Regions from separate parts of the Homo sapiens genome. Here region 1 is linked to region 2. A link is an interaction called in ENCODE POLR2A ChIA-PET data of the cell type or tissue named here. Cell type or tissue: PC-3. All regions are shown on one strand.

Region 1 (8,000 bases), 79 kb before region 2:
ATACACTACTTTTTTTTTTTTTTTTTTGAGACAGAGTCTCACTCTGTCACCCAGGCTGGAGTGCAATGGCGTGATCTCGGCTCACTGCAACCTTCGCTTCCCAGGTTCAAGTGATTCTCCTGCCTCAACCTCCTGAGTAGCTGGGACTACAGGCATGCACCACCACACTCAGCTAATTTTTGTATTTTTAGTAGAGACAGGGTTTTGCCACGTTGGGCAGGCTGGTCTAGAACTGCACACCTCAGGTGATCCACCCACCTCGGCCTCCCAAAGTGCTGGGATTACAGGCGTGAGCTACCATGCCCGGACAACCATGCAGTTCTAATCAGAAAAAAAAATAACAGTTAAGCTGATCAACTAGCAACTTTCAAGAGTAGTGATTCTCAAACTTTTTTTTTTCTTTCTTTTTTTTTTTTTTTGAGACAGGGTCTCGCTCTGTCGCCCAGGCTGGAGTGCAGTGGCGCAATCCCGGCTCACTGCAACCTTTCACCTCCCAGGTTCAAGCAATTCTCACCCCTCAGCCTCCTGAGTAGCTGGGACTGCAGGTGCACACTACCATGCCCAGCTAATTTCTGTATTTTTAGTAGAGATGGGTTTTCACCATGTTGGTCAGGCTGGTCTTGAACTCCTGGCCTCAAGTGATCTGCCCGCCTTGGCCTCCCAAAGTGCTGGGATTACGGTGTGAGCCGCCGTGCTCAGTCTGATTATCAAACTTGAACCTGTATAAGATTCCCCTGGCAGATTCCTGGGCCCAACCCAGAGATGCTGACTTTGGAAAGTCTGAGCTAGGGCTCAGGAATTTACTTTTTTTTTTTTTTTTTTTTTTTTTTTTGAGACGAGTCTTGCTCTGTTGCCCAGGCTGGAGTGCAGTGGCGCGATCTCGGCTCACTGCAACCTCCGCCTCCCGGGTTCAAGCAATTCTCTGCCTCAGCCTCCCAAGTGGCTGGGATTACAGGCGCCCACCACCATGCCTCGCTAATTTTTTTTGTATTTTTAGTAGAGACGGGGTTTCACCATCTTGGCCAGGCTAGTCTTGAACTCCTGACCTTGTGATCCACCCCCCACCTTGGCCTCCCAAAGTGCTGGGATTACAGGCGTGAGCCACCGCGCCCGGCATAGGAATCCACATTTTTAGCAAACTCCTGAAGTGATTCCGCTACAGATGATTCACAGATCACTTTTTTTTTTTGAGACAATATCTCACTCTGTCATCCAGGCTGGAGTGCAGTGGTGCGATCACAGCTTACTGCAGGCTCAACCTCCTGGGCTCAAGCAATGCTTAACTTAGCCTCCTGATCAGCTAGCTGGGACCTCAGGTGATTGCCACCATGCCCAGCTAATTAAAAAAAAATTTTTTTTGGCCAGGCGCGGTGGCTCACCCATGTAATCCCAGCATTTTGGGAGGCTGAGGTGGGCGGAGTTCGAGACCAGTCTGACCAATATGGTGAAACCCTGTCTCTATTAAAAATACAAAAATTAGCTGTGCATGGTGGTGGGCACATGTAGTCCCAACTACTTGGGAGGCTGAGACAGGAGAATTGCTTGAACCCAGGAGGCAAAGGTTGCAGTGAGCTAAGATCATGCCACTGCACTCCAGCCAGGGTGACAGAGTGAGATTCTGCCTGGAAAAAAAAAATTTTTTTTTGTAGAGACAGGGTTTTGATATATTGCCCACGCTGGTCTTGAACTCCTGGGCTCAAGGGATCCTCCTGCCTCAGCCTAACAAAGTGCTAGAATTATAGCGATGAGCCATCACACCTGGCCCATAGAACACTTTTGAGAAAATCATTCAAGGGAGAAGACAAGAAGTGGTTTGAGATTCAAAACTTACCCAAGGTTATTACCTGCAAATAACTTTCAATGCGTGTGTGTGTGTGTATGTGTGTGTGTGTATGAAATTTAAACTGAAAATGACAATTACTTTAGAGATAATTCTGTTTCATCAATCTCTATCTCTAAAACATGCATGCACATGCTTCACATTTCATCAAACCTACATCCTAAAATAACTTTATTGGTCCATCTGGCAAGGTCCCTGATATTTAGGTTATAGGTTGGGGTCTAAACTATATGTGATTTTGTTTACAAAAACTATAGGAAAGGGTGTATATGTACTTAAATGATAGGCCCCACCTTTTCCTCATTAAATCCACATTTTAGCTACTTAAAACACATGGGCTTTCAAAGAGAACTGTATGGATCAAGAGGCAGATGACTACATAGGACCCCCTCCACCTCCAAGCTCATTTCACATGAGTGATAATCCAGAAATCATCAGGGTATGGAAGGGTGGTGGGTTGTTTCCAGAAGTCTGGAGAGTTCTCAACTCAATTTCAAAAAAAGGGACATAAACATGAGAACTGCTACCTTTGGAAGGCCACCTGTGGTCATTTAGGACACAGGCCAAGGACTCTGCAATGATAACTTTTTAAAAAACTTTTTTTTTTTTTTTTTTTTGAGAGGGAGTCTCACTCTGTCACCCAGGCTGGAGTGCAGTGACACAATCTCGGCTCAGTGCAACCTCTGCAGTGGGTTCAAGTGATTCTCCTGCCTCAGCCTCCAGAGTAGCTGGGACTGTACAGGCACGTGCCACCACACCTGGCTAATTTTTTGTGTTTTTAGTAGAGACAGGGTTTCACTGTGTTAGCCAGGATGGTCTTGATCTCCTGACTGCAAGTGATCTGCCCACCTCAGCCTCCCAAAGGGCTGGGATTACAGGCGCGAGCCACCGCACCCAGCCCTTGGCATGTGCATTTTTTCCTGTCCTTTCAGATTTGTCAAAGTTACCCCTGAATCAATTAAGTAGGTATTGAAAAATGTAAATAAAAATGAGAAGTGACTTGTTCCTCTGGGTTCGTTTTCACATGGCCTGGGAAAAAACCTGAAGAGCCTTTGGGCATGGTGCTAAGTTCCACTTGTCTGTATCTCATATATTCAATTTGATTAAAGCTAAAAAGCTTTAATTAGAAAACTGTTTAGGCTGGGCATGGAGGCTCACGCCTGTAATCCCAGCACTTTGGGAGGCTGAGGTGGGTGGATCATCTGAGGTCAAGAGTTCAAGACCAGCCTGGTCAACATGGTGAAACCCTGTCTCTACTAAAAATACAAAAAAATTAGCCGGGCGTGGTGGCGCACGCCTGTAATCCCAGCTACTTGGGAGGCTGAGGCAGGAGAATCACTTGAACCTGGGAGGTTGAAGTTGCAGTGAGCTGAAATTGTGCCATTGCACTCCAGCCTGGGTGACAAGAGTGAAACTCCGTTTTGGAGGGGGGAAAAAAAAACTGTTTAAAGAACTCTCAACTAATTTCAGACAACTGGTATTTTTGCCTGCTTGCTAGAATAACTGTCTTGTTTGAACTGTAAAGGTTAACAAACAAAACAAAACAAAAACCTCCCTCACTCTCACACATTTACAAGGTTGATTAATGAATACCCAGTTATTTGGGAACTATCTCAACAGAAGAATTAGTATTTAAAAAATATACTAGGCTGGGCGTGGTGGCTCACGCCTGTAATCCCAGCACCTTGTGAGGCTGAGGCGGGAAGATCACCTGAGGTCGGGAGTTCAAGACCAGCCTGACCAATGTGGTGAAACCCTCTCTCTACTAAAAATACAAAATTAGCCAGGCGTGGTGGTGCATGCTAATTCCAGCTACTCGGGAGGCTGAGGCAGGAGAATTGCTTGAACCTGGGAGGCGGAGGTTGGGGTGAGCCGAGATCATGCCATTGCACTCTAGCCTGGGCAACAAGAGCAAAAACTCCGTCTCAAAAAAAAAAAAGTACATACATATATATATATAAGAACTTTGATATAAAAAAGAATTATTTACCTGACCCGTCTCTTCAAATCTTTTTCTGTCTGCACTGTCGATTACATATATCTATAAAGGAAAAGAAGAAGGTTATTTCAGTGAGCAGAGATGGAAAAGACAGGGCAATTTCTGCAAAAGGAGCAGGTGATCCCCAATCAGCATATTCCAATTAGCACAACATACAGAAATTGACTGGTGAGTCTCATCTCATTTATGAAGGCCAAACAAACAAATACACAAATTAATTAAATAGGGATGCCCAGAAAATACCTTCAGCAATGCTCCAAAGTCTAGGATTTAGGAAAACCAAGTGGGATAAAATAGCTACATTTAATGGGCACTTGATGTTGTCACTAAACATTACTAGGTCTACTCTATTAACCCTCATTACAACTCTACAATATAGATTTCACTATTTTCCTTTTTTTTTTTTTTTTTTTGAGACAGAGTCTTGCTCTGCTCTGTCACCCAGGCTGGAGTGCAGTGGCATGATTTCGGCTCTGGGTTCACCCCATTCTCCTGCCTCAGCCTCCCCAGCAGCTGGGACTACAGGCACACGCCACCATGCCCAGCTAATTTTTTTGTAGTTTTAGTAGAGACGGCGTTTCACCATGTCGGCCAGGCTGGTCTCGAACTCCTGACCTCAAGTGATCCACCTGCCTCAGCCTCCTAAAGTGCTGGGATTACAAGCATGAGCTACTGTGGCTGGCCTACTTTGTTTAAATTATGTTAAGTTTAAACACAAAGCTGATATTAATAATAATACAGTAAATGATTAGTAGTAACATGAATATATCTTGAAAAGACATTTATATCTGTCAAAAGGCTGTTATTATTTCTCGGCCTAAAGAGAAATGGAAGATACCCTATCCCCTCCCTTCCATCACACTTCAAGTTTTATTTCTTAGACAAACCCTCAAATTAATAAAGCTCATGTCAGATGTTCTCAATGTCGTCTTCCCTAAGAATAACTCTGGTACTTCTAGGAGTTACTCTTAGTCTTTCAAACCTCTTTTTTTTTTTTTTTTTTGAGATGGGGTCTTGCTATGTTACCCAGGCTGGTCTCAGACTCCTGGGCTCAAGGGATCCTCCCACCTCAGCCTCCTGAGTAGTTGAGATTACAGGCATGCACCACCAGACACAGTTTAGAGAACCATTTAATTTAATACTCCAAAGCAAGGGTAGGCAAACTTTTTCTGTAAGAGGTCAGCAGTCAATATTTTAGCCTCTGTGGCCCATACAATCTCTCTTTTTCTTTTTATTATACTTTAAGTTTTAGGGTACATGTGCACACTGTGCAGGTTAGTTACATGTGTATACATGTGCCATGCTGGTGCGCTGCACCCACTAACTCGTCATCTAGCATTAGGTATATCTCCCAATGCTATCCCTCCCCCCTCCCCCCACCCCACCACAGTCCCCAGAGTGTGATATTCCCCTTCCTGTGTCCATGTGATCTCATTGTTCAATTCCCACCTATGAGTGAGAATATGCGGTGTTTGGTTTTTTGTTCTTGCGACAGTTTACTGAGAATGATGATTTCCATACAATCTCTTTCACAACTCTTGAACGCTCCTGTTATTGTTAGAAGGCAACCACAGAAAATCTGTAAACAAATGTATGTGGCTATGTTCCAAGTAACTTCATGGACACTGAAATGTGAATTTCATATAATTTTCACATGTTGTGAAACATTATTCTTTTGGCGTTTTTCTCCCCAACCACTTAGAAATGTAAAAACCACTCCTAGCTTGAAGGCTGTACAAAAACTGGAGGCAGCCTGGATCAATTTGTCGACCTGCTCTATAAAGCAAGATTTGATTACGGTACTCTAGAGATAATGGGAAAGAATGAACCAGGCAACTCTTGTGTCAAGCCTCAAGCCTGCTCTTCTAGGCAGTGTGGAGTCTAGCGTAATAAGTCTTTTTCAACCAACAATGGAAGACTATTAAACATAGACAAATATAACCCATCCACCACCTTCACTCTAAGCTGCTACAAAACTGGCAGACAGGGCTGTGAGTCACAAGGCCTTAGAATCTAATCCCAGGGACTCAGTTCCTCCCTCATACTTGTTTAATCTCAAACAGCACTGGAAAATAATGAAAGGTTGACTCTCAATCCAAACTATTATCTTGTACTAGTGTCGAGTACAAGGATGCAGCTGGAGGAAGCTTCTCTAGTGTTGCTGTGAACCGATTTTTGCTGGATTGTACGTTAATTCCCAGGTACTCTCAGATCATGTGAATGTGGAATCCAGGGTTACATTATATTACAACCAACTTGCAGTCTGCCCTCAAGCTGTTAGAGCTTATGATTTAAAATTACCCTTACCTGGAGACCAGAAAGTTTCTGAGACCTCCTTATGGAGACTTACAATCATTAATGTCTTTATATACTTCTCTTCCTTGGGTATTTCTTTCAAGATACCTTAATCCAGCAGATGAACAGATAGGAATGTAATTTCTCTCAGCCACCTGCTTTTTCCTAACTCATGATTGAAAGAGGAAAAAGGAGTCTATAGCTTTTGAAACATGTATACACTTTTGTTTTTTTGTTGAGACGGAGTCTCGCTCTGTCACCCAGGCTGGAGTGCAGTAGTGTGATCTCGGCTCACTGCAACCTCTGCCTCCTGGGTTCAAGCGATACTCCTGCCTCAGCTTCTCGAGGAGCTGGGATTACAGGCATGTGCCACCACACCTGGCTAATTTTTATATTTTTAGCAGAGATGGGGTTTCGCCATGCTGGCCAGGCTGGCCTCGAACTCCTGACCTCAGGTGATCCACCCACCTCAGCCTCCCAAAGTGCTGGGATTACAGGTGTGAGCCCTCCGTGTCTTTTTTCTTTTTTTTGAGACAGAGTCTCGCTCTGTCACCCAGGCTGGAGTGCAGTGGCGCGATCTTGGCTCACTGCAAGCTCCATCTTCTGGGTTCATGCCATTCTCCTGCCTCAGCCTCCCTAGTAGGCTGGGACTACAGGCGCCCGCCGGCACGCCCAGCTTTTAGTAGAGACAGGGTTTCACCGTGTTAGCCAGGATGGTCTCGATCTCCTGACCTCGTGATCTGCCCGCCTTGGCCTCCCAAACTGCTGGGATTACAGGCATGAGCCACCGCACCCGGCCCCTCTGTGTCTTTTCATGACTTGATAGCTCATGTATTTTTATCATTGAACAATATTCTACTATACGGGTGTACCACAGTTTGTTTATCTATTAACCTATTGAAGGACATCTTGGATGCTTCCAGGTTTTGGCAATTAGGAATAAAGATGCCATAAACATTCCTATGCAGAATTTTGTGTGGAATATCAATTTCCAACTAACTGGGTATATATCTTGGAGTACTGCTGGACTGTATGCTAAGACTATGTTTAGCTTTGTAAGAAACTACCAACTGTCTTCCAAAGTGGGTGTACTATTTTGTATTTCCACCAGCAATGAAGAGGAGTCCCATTGCTCTACATCCGTATCAGCATTTGGTATTGTCAGTTTTTTTTTTATTTTAGCCAGTCTAGTAGGTATTAATATGTAGTACCATATTATTGCTGTTTTAATTTGTAAATCCATAATGACATATAATACTGAACATTTTTTATATGCTTATCTGTTTCTTTGATGAGGTGTCTGTTCAGATCTTTTGCCCATTTGTAAAACCAAGTTGTTTGCTTATTCTTGAGTTTTGAGTTATTTGTATATTTTAGATATAACTACTTTAACATATATGTGTTTTGCAAATATTTTCTCCCAGTCTGTGGTTTGTATTTTTATTCTCTTAGCAGTCTCTTTTGCAGAGCAGAAGTTTTATTTTATTTATTTTTTTGAGATAGAGTCTCACTCTGTCACCCAGACTGGAGTGCAGTAGTGATCACAGCTCACTGCAGACTCAACCTCCTGGGCTCAAGTGATCCTTCCACCTCAGTCTCCCGAGTAGCTGGGACTACAGGTCCACATCACCATGACTGGCTAATTTTTTTTTATTTTTTGTAGAGACAGGGTCACAGTATATTGTGCAAGCTGGTCTTGAACTTCTGGACTCGAAGCATCCTCCCACCTCGGCCTCCCAAAGGGCTGAGATTACAGACATGAGCCACCAAATCCAGCTTCCAGAAGTTTTATTTTTATTTATTTTTTTTGAGATGGATTCTTGCTCTGTCGCCCAGGCTGGAGTGCAGTGGTGTGATCTCGGCTCA
Region 2 (8,000 bases):
AGGACATAATATTTGATTTATGTAAGATCCAGGAAATGAGGAAAGGCACGGTGCCATGAGCTGTGCTTCCAGCCAGACCTTATTAACTTTCACAATTCTTTATGCAAAAGAGACAACTTCCAGGTGTTGCTAATGGAGGTATCTCATGACCTAGAGACAAAACCAGGAGCAGCTTCCTTCTATTTCTCCAAATCCAAAAACGATTGCTAGGGAGTTAGACCATGGCCCAGCTCTGCTTTGAGAAAGGGAATTTTGCTTTTGAGATGATTGAAGTGCTTTAAATTCCTCAGCTGAGAAATGAGAGATGTACAGATAATGAGACACACGGAGGCTTTGCCGCATCAGACTTCATGAGCTTGGAGAACATGCAGGTGCTCTTCTGACCTCTTAGCTGTTTGTCAGGTTTCTATGACCAGGCAGGTGTTACCAGCACTAATGTTTAGGGATTCAGCTATATTTTAGCTTCATTTTTATGATCCTTTTTTTTTCCAGACAGGATCTTGCACAGGCTGGAGTGCAGTGGTGTGATCACAGCTCACTGCAGCCTCAACCTCCCTGGACACTCAGTTGATCCTCCTACCTCACCCTCCCCAGCAACTAGGACTACAGTCATGTGCCATCACGCCCGACTAATTTTTGTATTTTTTTTGTGGAGATGGAGTTTTGCCATGTTGCCAGACTGGTCTCGAACTCCTGGGCTCAAGTGATCCACCCTCCTTGGCCTCCCAAAGTGCTGGCATTACAGGCATGTGCCACCACACCCAGCCAGGATCCTCTCTTTAGTCACGTCTTTATCTCTTCATTCATGTGACGATCTTTTCTTGAGGGCCTGCTTTGTGCAAGGCATCGTGCTTGGTCCTGTGAGGGATATGGAAGTGAACGTTTCACATCTTACCCCTAAGTTGCTTACTTTAGAGGAGAAGGTAGGGCTGAGAAGAAATATCTAAAACATAAAGTGTGAAATGGCTTTGTTGAGTTTATGAGTTGCATGTAAGAAGTGAGTGGATTTTCCTATAAAAGCACAACCAAGATGATTGCTTTCTGGACAGTGAGAATGCTTAGAGCACCCAGAACTGCTTCTAAGGACTCAGAGAGAGTTGAGATGTCTGTCATAAAATGACCTTGCTGTTAGCCTTTTTCTTGGGTCAGCCACCATTGTACCCACATTCCCACTTAATATAGACCATGTCTCTCTTTATCTCACCCAAAGTTTAAATAACAGTGAAAGATGAAATCAGATTGGTGGAGACCTGGAAGCTTAATTTTCCTAATGGTTCTCTTTCCAAATTACATCTGGCCGAGGCAGGAGGATCACTTGAACCTAGGAGTTCGAGACCAGCCTTGGCAACATAGGAAGACCCTGCCTCTATAAAGATTAAAAAAAATTAGCCAGGGCCAGGTGCAGTGGCTCACATCTGTAATCCCAGCACTTTGGGAGGCCGAGGCAGGCGGATCACCTCAGGTCGGGAGTTTGAGACCAGCCTGACCAACATGGAAAAACCCCATCTCTACTAAAAATACAAAAATTAGCTGGGCATGGTGCGCATGCCTGTAATCTCAGCTACTCAGGAAGCTGAGGTAGGAGAATTTCTTGAACCCGGGAGGCGGAGGTTGCAGTTAGCTGAGATCGCACCATTGCACTCCAGCCTGGGCAACAAGAGCGAAACTCTGTCTCAAAAAAAAAAAAAAAAAAAAAGGAAAAAAAATAAGTTGGGCATTGTAGTAAACGCCTGTAGTCTCAGCTACTTGGGAGGCTGAGGTGGGAGGATTGCTTGTGCCTGCGAGGTTGGAGGCTACAGTGAGCCATGATCGCACCACTGCAGTCCAGCTTGGGTGACAGAGCAAGATCCTGTCTCAAAAACAAAAAGCCGGCCTGGCCAACATGGTGAAACCATGTCTCTATTGAAAATACAAAAATTAGCTGGGCATGGTGGCACGAGCCTGTAGTCCTAGCTACTTGGGAGGCTGAGCAGGAGAATTGCTTGAACTCAGGAGGCGGAGGTTGCAGTGAGCCGAGATTGCGCCTCTGCACTCCAGCCTGAGCGACAGAGCGAGACTCTGTCTCAAAAAAAAAAAAAGCAAAAAACAAATTTCATCTGAGTGTGTTTCATGTAGTTGGTGTGATCTACATCCCTCCTTTTGTTCTTATTCCGATCTTTGGTTTGGAGAGCAATTGTGAGGAGGCATGAAATGTATCTGGAGATAGCTATGAGCTGCAGCCTGCTGATTTTCATGTAATTCTTGGCTACTTGCCAGTATGGTTGGGGTTAAACTGTTTCCAGGGTAGGAAAAACACGAACCTAGCATTTTGATATGAAAACAAACAAGGCTACTTTGTACTTGATGAAGCTCAAGTTGCAGATCCAGTGAGAGCCCATTAACTATTGGTGAAGGCCCACTGACAGTGTTGAGTTTCAGAGACCCCTGCACATTCTGGAGATGGCAGCGAATTGTTGTGCAGCCTACGAAAGTAATAAATATTTCTGCAGTGATTGTCAACAACAAAATGATTTTCTTGTTTGGGGGGTGGGGAGGCAAGAGGCAGAAACCTTAGGAAGCTGTTGCAAACCAGTTTCAGCTTCTGCTACTTTTATTTCTTTCCATTTAAAGCTGGGTGCAGTGGCACATGCCTGTAGTCCCAGTTACTCAGGAGCCTGAGGTGGGAGGCTCACTTGAACCCAGGATTTTGAGGCTGCAGTGTATTATGATGGCCCCTGTAAGTAGCCACTGCACCCCAGCCAGGGCAACATAATGAGACCCTGTCTCTCAAAAAAAATAAAAGACTGAGGCTGCACCAATGACATGGGGTGGAGTCAGGAACCTAGGACTCTTTCTGGCCCACTTTGGAGACCGAGAGCAGGATTCTGTGAGGTTGAGGTCAATGACTGGGAAAGCCCCAAAGTTCTCATCTGTATCTTCCTTCCACCTCCCCCAACCTCTGCAATAAAACAAAATCAACTCCAAGATTGACCATATTTTAGTAGTAAATATCAAACAAGCAAAATGAGGGCCTAAAATACTCCACTAAAATAGAAATTCCTATATTTGATATTCATGCTGCTACTGTAATCATCAGAAAGAAAAACTGTGCTGGTCAAAGATACTCACTCATTAGATGTGTACATGTGTAGGGCCTTGACATTCTACCCCCAACTAATCTTTGCGTCATCTTTTTCTGCCTTTGGACGTATGCCCCATGCGTCCTTGTTTCCATACTTTTATTCATGCTCTGCTCTGCGTAGTGTGCTCATTTTATCCACTGAAACCCTACGTATTATTTCAGTATCCATCTCTTTGGGGTTTTTTAGTTTGTTTGCTTTTTGAGACGAATTCTTGCTCTGTTGCCCAGGCTGACATGCATTGGCATGATCTCGGCTCACTGCAACCTCCGCCTCCTGGGTTCAAGCGATTCGTTCTCCTGCCTCAGCCTCCCAAGTAGCTGAGTTTACAGGCATGTGCCACCATGCCCGGCTAATTTTTATATTTTTAGTAGAGGCTGGTTTTGCCATGTTTGCCAGGCTGGTCTTGAACTCCTGATCTCAGATGTTCCACCCACCTTGGCTTCCTAAAGTGCTTGAGCCATTGCGCCTGGCATTAGTTTTTTGTTTTTTTTTTTTTTTTTTTTTTTTTGAGACGGAGTCTCGCTCTGTCGCCCAGGCTGGACTGCGGACTGCAGTGGCGCAATCTCGGCTCACTGCAAGCTCCGCTTCCCGGGTTCAACGCCATTCTCCTGCCTCAGCCTCCCCAGTAGCTGTGACTACAGGCGCCCGCCACCGCGCCCGGCTAATTTTTTTTTGTATTTTTAGTAGAGACGGGGTTTCACCTTGTTAGCCAGGATGGTCTCGATCTCCTGACCTCATGATCCACCCGCCTCGGCCTCCCAAAGTGCTGGGATTACAGGCGTGAGCCACCGCGCCCGGCCAGTTTTTTTTTTTTTTTGAGACAGAGTCTCGCTCTGTCCCCCAGGCTGGAGTGCAGTGGTGTGATCTCGGCTCACTGAAAGCTCCACCTCCCGGGTTCATGCCATTCTCCTGCCTCAGCCTCCCAAGTAGCTGGGACTACAGGTGCCTGCCACCACGCCCGGCTAATTTTTTGTATTTTTTAGTAGAGACGGGGTTTCACCGTGTTAGCCAGGATGGTCTTGATCTCCTGACCTCGTGATCCACCTGCCTCAGCCTCCCAAAGTGCTGAGATTACAGGCTTGAGCCATTGCGCTTGGCCTCGTTTGTTTTTCAAGAGAAAAGGTCTCACTCTGATACCCAGGCTAGAGTGCAGTGGTATAATCACAGCTCACTACAACCTCAACTTCTTGGGCTCAAGTGATCCTCCTGCCTCAGCCTACTGAGTAGCTGAACCTACAAGGTGTACGCCGCCATGCCTGGCTAATTTCTTAATTTTTGTAGAAACAGGGTCTCCCTATGTTGCTCAGGCTGGTCTTGAAATCCTGGCCTCAAGTGATCATCCCACATCAGCCTCCTGAAGTGTTGGGGAACCACTGTGTTCAGCTCTTGATAAAATTTTCTTTGAAAACAAAAACCTTCTTTGGCCATTCTGTCCCTCAACAGCATCCCTTCTTTGTTTTCTTTTTTCTTTCTTTTTTTTTTTTTTACTGGAAGCTGAGAGGATCATCCAGCATCTCTTCTTTGAGCTCCTCTTGTGTGACTGTGTTTGTCCCTCGCCTCACCATGTTTATCATAGAGTGCGTATGTTTGTTTCTGTGTAACTAACTAAATAAATCCTCCAGGGCAAGACTGATTCATCCAACAGTACATCTTTGTTATCCCCACAGCACATCCTGGGTGGACTGGATGCAACTGTAAATATCAGGTCACAAGTAAGGGGGAAGTGACGATTAATATCAAAATCCTATCTGCATATGTGTCCAAGCCATTTTGGAGTCATACAGACCTGGTTGAGATTCTGGCTGCACTGCCTATTAGGTGTGTGTCCTTGAACGAGTTACCTAACGTCACTGTGTAAAATATGAGATGTCACCATCTGTTGGAATCTTCCCTCTCTGAAATACATGATTTGATGTTTAGCAAAGGATTACATACTGCAGTTAAGAACCGTTTACCTAACTCTCTTTCCTGAAAGACTCAGTAGTAGGAAAGCACCATGGGTTTTTATAGATACCTTGTGGAAGAGATAAGCTCTGTGACTTGTAAAACGCCTTGTCCTGCCCAGAAGCAGGAGAGGTGTGTGTTTTCTTGCCTCAGCAGGCCTGCTACATGCCTGCCTTTGTCCAGCCCCAGGACATAGATAAAGCTAGTGTTCTTGGTTTCTAGCAGTTAAGCAACCTATAGTGTTTCTGCCTGGCAGAGTTCTGGGTTTGGGATTTATCCCCTTGCATTCCCCAAAATTATTACTTCAGGATTCTTTTGTTAATGCCTAGCCTCACACCCATGACATGAAGATGTCTCAGTTTAACTTTTGTTGTGACACTCATGTTGGTTTGAGGTTTGAGTTAGTATTCATTCTCTCCTTTCTTGAGTTAGAACTCTGAGGCATTTAAATGGGTGCGTGCCCAAACCGGAGAAAGATAAGAAAGATCTCTTATCTTAGACATTCTGTGTCTGCCCAGCAGCCTCTGCTCAAAGCTCCTGGAAATAAAATGGCCTTACGCCTGGAGATTATCTCCTACCCTAGAAGCCTGGCAGTTACTGTCCTGTTCTGACAAACTCTCTTTCTTCAGATCCCTTGATTGTAAAATAAGATACCCCTAGACCTTCAGCCCTAGTCGCCGTCAGCCTCAGTTGACCAGATGGCAAAGGTGTGGGAACAGCTCACCAGGTTCCCAAGAGCCATGTCCTAGGAAGGTCTCCAGCCTATTCCTTGTGTGTGGATCTGTTGTGCATTAGGAACAGATGAGAACTTTAGGGCTTTCCCAGTCTTTGACCTCATAGAACCTTGCTTTCCAAAGTGGGTCAGAAGGACCCTAGGACCCTGACTTCACACTCCAGAACACCACCATCATATCCAGTGTGCATGGCAGTCTCATAAACAGGGTTCCAGAGCGCTGACCAGGGACCTGCCTGTCTGCTTAACATTCACCTGACCCTCAGTTCTGGTTTTTGCTGTTTGTTTTTTCCTTGTTTGTAACTTCTGATATTCTAATAGCTGACGCCTGTGTGTTCATAAAGGAAAGAGCCTGTGGAGCCAGAGTCTTCACTCAAATCCTTGCTGTCTCACAGCCAGCTGTGTGACCTTGGGCAAGTTACATAAACCCCATTTGCCTCCATTTCTGTAACTGAGTAATAGGGATGGTAATAGCCACATCATAGGGTTGTTGTGGCTGTGAGATACTTAGCATGGAGTCTGGCTCATGGTCAGGGTTGAACAAATGATTATCTCTCCCCTACCCCACCCCAGAATTTAAAGATTATAAATATATAGACTGCCTACAAAAATGTTGCCAAAAGATACTTAAACAAATTTTCTACAGTAAAAGAATGAATTCAGGTAGCTGTGAGCATGTATGTTTTTGCAGTATGTCTTAAATTAATCCGGTACGGCACAGTGGTTCGTGCCTGTGATGTCAGCATTTGAGGATGCTGAGGTGGGAAGATTGCTTGAGGCCAGGGATTCGAGACCAGCTTGGGTAACATAGCAAGACTCCCTATTTAAAATAAAATTTTAGGGAGGCACGGTGGCTCAGTCCTGATGTCCTGGCTCATAAGGAGGCGAGGTGAAGCGTTCGAGACCAGCCTGGGCAACATAGGAAGCCCTCATCTATAATGACAGAAAAAATTTTAAATAAAAATTTAAAAAGTTAATCTGAGGCCAGACATGGTGGCTCATGCCTGTAATCCCAGCACTTTGGTTGAGGTCAGGAGTTCGAGACCAGCCTGGCCAACATGGTGAAACCCCATCTCTAATAAAAAGACAAAAATTAGCTGGGAGTGGTGGCGCACACTTGTAGTCCCAGCTACTTGGGAGTCTGAGGCAGGGGGATCGCTTGAACCTGGGAGGCAGAGGTTGCAGTGAGCCAAGATCGTGCCACCACACTCCAGCCTGGTTGACAGAGTGAGACTCTGTCTCAAGAAAAAAAAAAAAAAGTTAATCTGAATCCAAAGGGTAGTATTTCCAGCAGTACTATCTCTGGGGGTTCTCTGAATTGCAGAGGAGGAGACTGCCTCGGTAGAAGGATATCTCAGATGCTGCTTGGGGCCATAAGTAGTTGTTAATCTGCAACATTTTTTTTTTTTTCTTGAGACGGAGTCTCGCTCTGTCGCCCAGGCTGGAGTGCAGTGGCACAATCTCAGCTCACTGCAAGCTCTGCCTCCCGGGTTCACTCCATTCTCCTGCCTCAGCTCCCAAGTAGCTGGAACTACAGGCGCCCGCCACCACGCTGGTTAATTTTTTGTATTTTTAGTAGAGACGGGGTTTCACCATGTTAGCCAGGATGGTCTTGATCTCCCGACTTCGTGATCCACCCGCCTCTGCCTCCTAAAGTGCTGGGATTACAAGCGTAAGCCACTGCGCCCGGCCTTTTTTTTTTTTTTTTTTTTTTTGAGACAGTCTCGCTCTGTCGCCCAGGCTGGAGTGCAGTGGCATGATCTCAGCTCACTGCAGCCTCCATCTCCCAGGTTCAAGTGATTCTCCTGCTTCAGTCTCTCAAGTAGCTGGGACTACAGGTATGTGTCACCATGCTTAGCTAATTTTTCTATTTTTAGTAGAGATGGGGTTTCCCCATGTCGGTCAGGCTGGTCTGGAACTCCTGACCTCAGGTGATCTGCCTGCCTTGGCCTCCCAAAGTGCTGGGATTACAAGCATGAGCCATGCCCGGCCCTTTTTTTTTTTTTTTTTTTTTTTTTTTTTGAGACAGAGTCTCGTTCTGTCGCTCAGGCTGGAGTGCAGTGGTGTGATCTTGGCTCACTGCAACCTCTCCCTCCTGGGCTCAAGTGTCCCTCCCACCTCAGCTTCCCGAGTAGCTGAGACAACAGGCATGTGCCACCATGCCCAGCTAATTTTTGTATTTTCTGTAGAGATGGGGTTTT

Evidence for each region. ChIA-PET counts read pairs that join two places held together with the same protein. Peaks named below come from ENCODE experiments on the same cell type or tissue, not always from the same donor. Only the 100,000 strongest peaks of a DNase experiment are listed, where the experiment ranks them.
Region 1: POLR2A ChIA-PET joins it to region 2 with 6 read pairs; 6 of 35 experiments call an interaction of 5 or more read pairs at or near these places.

The regions. Positions count from the first base shown.
Region 1 is chr10:102,686,063-102,694,062 of GRCh38, forward strand. ARL3 (ARF like GTPase 3) reads right to left here. Exons shown (of 6, transcript NM_004311.4): 4 at 3,831-3,881. Among named protein-coding and RNA genes, the nearest start is that of ARL3, 24 kb to the right of the region's middle. In PC-3, no CTCF peak of the experiment used is centred here; no DNase peak of the experiment used is centred here.
Region 2 is chr10:102,764,767-102,772,766 of GRCh38, forward strand. All of the region lies in intron 1 of WBP1L (WW domain binding protein 1 like), which reads left to right. Among named protein-coding and RNA genes, the nearest start is that of WBP1L, 25 kb to the left of the region's middle. In PC-3, no CTCF peak of the experiment used is centred here; a DNase peak (open chromatin) is centred at 4,785; H3K27ac peaks cover 2,626 bases.